2 separate regions of the Homo sapiens genome follow, and region 2 is linked to region 1. The links are chromatin contacts, found by Hi-C or POLR2A ChIA-PET in ENCODE. All regions are on one chromosome and are shown on one strand. The core of a region is the stretch at or near the end of the contact, and the rest is flanking DNA. Distances in the headings are between cores, read along the strand shown.

Evidence for each region. Hi-C counts contacts between places; a loop is a spot of excess contacts on that map. ChIA-PET counts read pairs that join two places held with the same protein, here RNA polymerase II (POLR2A).
Region 2: a loop to region 1 is called in a map of heart right ventricle, with 2.1 times the contacts of the local background. The contact joins two enhancer-like sites. A Hi-C loop is called at or near these places in 1 of 168 maps with a recorded cell type or tissue (heart right ventricle). POLR2A ChIA-PET finds 5 or more read pairs at or near these places in 1 of 52 experiments (activated CD4-positive, alpha-beta T cell).

The regions. Positions count from the first base shown.
Region 1 is chr10:19,827,333-19,829,981 of GRCh38, reverse strand. The region is part of intron 1 of PLXDC2 (plexin domain containing 2); the gene reads right to left. Among named protein-coding and RNA genes, the nearest start is that of PLXDC2, 12 kb to the right of the region's middle. Within about 2 kb of position 1,295, at least 4 of the 41 ENCODE cell types and tissues checked have a DNase peak (open chromatin) inside an H3K27ac peak, as active enhancers do.
Region 2 is chr10:19,876,335-19,878,983 of GRCh38, reverse strand. The region is part of intron 1 of PLXDC2 (plexin domain containing 2); the gene reads right to left. Among named protein-coding and RNA genes, the nearest start is that of PLXDC2, 61 kb to the right of the region's middle. Within about 2 kb of position 1,296, at least 2 of the 41 ENCODE cell types and tissues checked have a DNase peak (open chromatin) inside an H3K27ac peak, as active enhancers do.

The DNA.
Region 1 (2,649 bases), core at 46-2,545:
TCCTTTCACAGCCTTTGAAATGTTATTCAGATTTACAAAGCTCAGAAATTTAAAACTACTCTTGATAACACCGATTAAAGTATCCCTTTCTCTGTTCTTGCTAGCTTAGTATATGACTGGACAATTTGTAAATCATCCTTTGTAAATGAGTTCTCAGTTCTTCACAAATATATATGACAAATTATCTTACTTTGCAGTCACTCCATCTCTACCTTCTCTGTACATTTTGACTTTTTTTTTAAATTTTTACTTTTGATATGGAGTCTCACTCTGTTGCCTAGGCTGGAGTGCAGTGGCATGATCTCGGCTCACTGCAACCTCCACCTTTTGGGTTCCAGTGATTCTCATGCCACAGCCTCCGAGTAGCTGGGACTACAGGTGCCCGCCACCACGTCTGGCTAATTTTTTGTATTTTTAGTAGAGGCCTTCCAAAGTGCTGAGATTATAGGCATGAGCCCCCGTGCCTGGCCTGTCGTTGATACTTTAACCCAGGACATCACATTACAGAAATTGTAACTTAGAAATTTTGCTCAAAGAAACATGTGGTAAGAAAGTATCAACAAAACTCTTTGCATGAGTGATAAACCTGAACAAACACAGCACCATTTATAAAAGTGGAACGCTAACAAGCATCCTACAGCAAATTTTCAGAGAGCTTCCTATGCTTGGAGCTAGGGAGGCACTGGAGAATGAGTCACAGAAGGCAGTTTATAGTCAAATGCAGGCACAAGTAATTACTATTGATGATCAGTGAAACGATAAAGACATCAAGGCTAAGTGGAGATCTGAAGGACAAAAAGCCAAAAAAAAAAAAAAAAAAAAAAAAAGAGGAAAGCGTGCACCAAAAAGAGGTAAAAGCACGTGCACAATTTCAGAACAGAGACAATGTACGGGGATCCTGGGGAAGGACAGAAAGTGCTGAACTTGAACCTGAAGAGGTCAAACAGGACCAGATACCTTCAGCATGAGAGCAACGGAAAGGCACAGGAGTGGTTCCAACAGAGGAGGGACACAGTCAGATTTGCATTTTAGAAAGATCTTTCTGGCTGTGGAATGAAGAATGGGTTCCAGCAGGGCAACTTTGGAGGTAAGGTGGGAAGCCTTTGCAGTCAGCCAGGCTAGAAAGGCCAGGCCTGTTGAAGACAGAACAATAGAACTGGGGGCTGGAGAAAAGCCATCTGAAGTCAAACAAAAGTCCTTGGCTTAAAAAAAAAATCAGCTTCTTATTGGCCATGCCTATTTTCAAACACCTCTTCTAAAAACAGCTTGACAAAACTGAGATTGCACCAATCTGGCTTCCTGCATGGAGCTGTTTTGCAATGTCCAGACAATGAGACTGTCATGTGCAGAATGACTTTAAATCTTGCTTGTTTTTAAAAATATCTGAAATGAACAACAGATGTTAAAAAGATAAAGAAGGCTAAACAACCAAGAAATAAAACAAGCTGCCTGGCTTTTCCATGTACTCCTGATTAAAAAATACTCAGATCACCAAGCCTGACTTCAGAGCCGTAGCCAGTCATGGACTGTGCTGAGCTGGAGGTGGAGTTCACATTTTCAAATCAAACAACAAAATTGTACCCCTCTCCTTTGCAAATGCCTGTAGTCTAAATAAAATAATAAATTCTATTGTCTATGGAGGGGTAGCAACTTGCAAACTGTACTCTCATTCAAAGTAAATCTCCAATGGGATCGAAATGAATCAGCTAGTGAGCCATTGTTAAGGAGGATCCTAAAGCTTGGAGATTTTACCTTTCTTTCCAAAGCTGTTTCTTAGGATGCAGCAAACTTAAGACAAAGTCTTGATTGGAGCGTTGCTGGTCCAGAGATAAGATGCGAAGAGGCACATTGCGAAAATATCATCATGTCCATGTGTTATTTGAGTTGAGCTCACTCCTCCATCGTGATAGTTCCTAAGAAGCCAGGTATTAACATTTCCTTCCCTTAACTGAGTTGTTCATTTTAATTAAACTATCATTCCCCATTTGTTTCCTAGGAAACAATTAGATGTATGGTTAGTCTGATGATGTGATAAGAAAACCTCCCCAGCTCTCCATCTGGAAATTTCATTTCAACTAAAAAAGGTCACAGTCAAATAGTCACTATTAACAATTTGTTATGATGGCTGGGCGCGGTGGCTCATGTCTGTAATCCCAGCACTTTGGGAGGCCAAAATGGGTGGATCACTTGAGGTCAGGAGTTGGAGACCAGCTTGGCCAACATGGTGAAACCCCATCTCTACTAAAAATACACAAATTAGCCGGGTGTGGTGGCGCGCCTGTAGTTGCAGCTATTTGGGAGACTGAGGCAGGAAAATCACTTGAACCCGGGAGGTGGAGGTTGCAGTGAGCCAAGATCGTGCCACTGCACTCCAGCCTGGGCAACAAAGTGAGACTCTGTCTTAAAAAAAAAAAAAAGAAAAAGAAAAAGAAAATTGTTATGAAGCCCTGTGGTACTTGTTCTGGCCATTGGATGTTGTAGAAAAGAAATTACGTAGTCTCCCAGTTGTTTAGAAATTGAATTATTTACAAAATGACCCAGAGACTTCATAAGATTGCAATCAAAAGCCCAAGAGTTTGTAGCAAAATCTGAAATGTTTATTCTAAAATGGCTCTGGAAAAGGAAAGAACCTCCTGAAATAGCCAGCTT
Region 2 (2,649 bases), core at 47-2,546, 49 kb before region 1:
CTAAGCTAAAAAGGAAATATTCTATACCTTTGTGGAGGAGAAACCCTCTGCTTCTTCTTAATTCCCCATGGTATGACTCAAGTTTACTGCTGAAAATCAAAATGGCTAACGAAAGCCATTTTAAAATACTATGACACCCAGAAAAAGCCACAGTTCGTTTTATATATCTTCTCTAATATGTGGGAGATGACAGGGCAATTTGAAGCTGAAAAGTGTTAGTGGAAAAAAGACACAAAATGATTTATTTTGGCAATAAAAACAAATTAAGTTGTGAAAACTATGCAATGCAACCAATACAACAGAAATACCTTAAACCATATGAGCTTCAATTAACTGTCGGGGGTAAGGATAGCTTATTGATGGATTAAATAATCCAAATGCCAATGAGCACATTATACATTAAAGGAGTTTGCCTAGAATTGACTACTATAGTTATCCAAAGACTTTCTTTGGGAATTCTATCATTCACAGAAAAAAATTATTTTACTTCAGCTAGACTCAAGATCGTATTTACTAATGGAATTTGCAACCTTAATGTTTCTTTAAATGTTTATGCTCTTTTCCAAGAAAATACATTTTTTAAATCCACGAGATGGCAATAAGCTTTTATTTTATTTTATTTTTGTATACTGGTACATGGTTGTAGTTCAGATACTTAGGAGGCTGAGACAGGAGGATCACTTGGGCCCAGGAGTTTGAGGCTGCAATGAGCTACAATGGCATAATCTCATGCCAGCCTGGGTGACAGAGTGAGACTCTATCTCTTTAAAAAAAAAAATCAAGAGTCTGATAAAAAAAAATATGTGATGCCCATATGATATTTTCCAAATATTTATATTCCACATATGTTATAGCCAATAATTTGTAAAAAGTACATTTATAGCTTATAGAACAGTCATTCTTACTTATTTTCAATGACTTGACAAATTCTTTCTTGCTCAAGCCCAGTCTAAATGTCTTTACTATGCATATTCTCAAAATTCATCAGGGTTGATCATTATGGGACATATTGTGGCAATGCTGCTGGAAGCTGCTTAAAGCCTCACCAAGGCACTTACTTTCTGGCATTTTGTTAAGTAGGACATGCTACTCCATTGATGCAAAACCCATGTTGAGGACCAAATAAGAGGGAAGGAAAACTCATTAAAGCTTTAAAGAATATACTTCAAGCACTGAAATAATTAAGGGACAGACTAAGCTATTATAAAAAGGCCCCGAATAGTGGCTCAATGAAGTTACAAGTTTATTTTTCTCTCCAGAGGCAGGCAGGCGGCCAGGCCGAGAGAGTAGTTTTGCTCCATTAGGTCATTCGGGAACGCCGGTGCCATCTACTTCATCGATCCACTAGGGCATGGCCCTTGGATACATACTTGAGGCTGGGTTATCAGGTCCACATTCCAGCCCACACGGAAAGGAAGCAATCTTTTACTTTTTAAAGTAAAAGTAAGAGAGATTTTGCACACATCATTTCTACTCATAATGGGCAAAAACTTAGTCACATAGTCATATCTAGATGCATGGGTGTATGAGAAAATACTTCATAAGCTAATAAGCCATGTGCCCAACTAAGAATTGTATTACCCTGGAAGAAAGGGAGACTGAGTTATGGGGGCGAAGAACAATCTATGGAGTTGGATTTGAATACAAACTAATAGAAATAATGTTGACCTAGAAAAACTTTGTCAAGTCCCAGTTTGCTACAGTTATATCATCTAATTCTCTCTCTCCCTCTCTCCCCTCCCTCTCTCTCTTTCTCATTCTATCTCCCTTCAACTCCCCTCCCTCTCTCTCCTCATTCTATCTCACTTCACTTTCCCTCCCTTATTTTACTGATCTAAAAAATAAATAGCTTTTATCAGAATATCACTAGTGTTATTTTACCACCACAGAATTCAGTGATCAATTTATATTCGGTGAAATGCAAACAACTTATTGAGGTCATCTTCAAATCTTTAATTGAATTTTCATTTTAGATAGAATCACATATTTTCTAACCTTCTTTCAATGTGGGCAATCTATGGCTAATATTAATTACCAGAAGATCAGATACGTTTTTGTACGAGTTTTTTTAAGTACCTGCAATGTAATTTGTAATAACACCTATGAAACATCTGAGTTTAACAACTTTAAGCTAGCCAAAAGATAATATTTAACCTGACAACAGTTACAGTTGTTAGAAACAGAAATGCTTTTATCTGCTATGCAACATTGTCATAACTCAAAAATCTATGAAACACTGTGAAATTAAATTGAAAAACACTGATATACAGAGTTCCTATCACTAGACACATACAGGAGTGATTCTGTCATAACTACTCAGATGTAGTGATACTTTGTTTCTCTCTCTCTCTCTCTCTCTTTTTTTTTTTTTTTTTTTTTTTTGAGATGGAATCTCACTCTGTTGTCCAGGCTGGAATGCAGTGGCACAATCTCAGCTCACTGTAACCTCTGCCTCCAGGGTTCAAGTGATTCTCCTGCCTCAGCCTCCTGAGTAGCTGGGACTACAGGCATGCACCACCACGCCCGGCTAATTGCTTTGTTTCCTCTCTAAAAATTGGCTTTTAAAATCTTTTCCTTTCTTAGAGGAAGATATACATGCAGCATAATGTGGGTTGAGAAACCAAAATCACATCTTTGTATACATTTCAC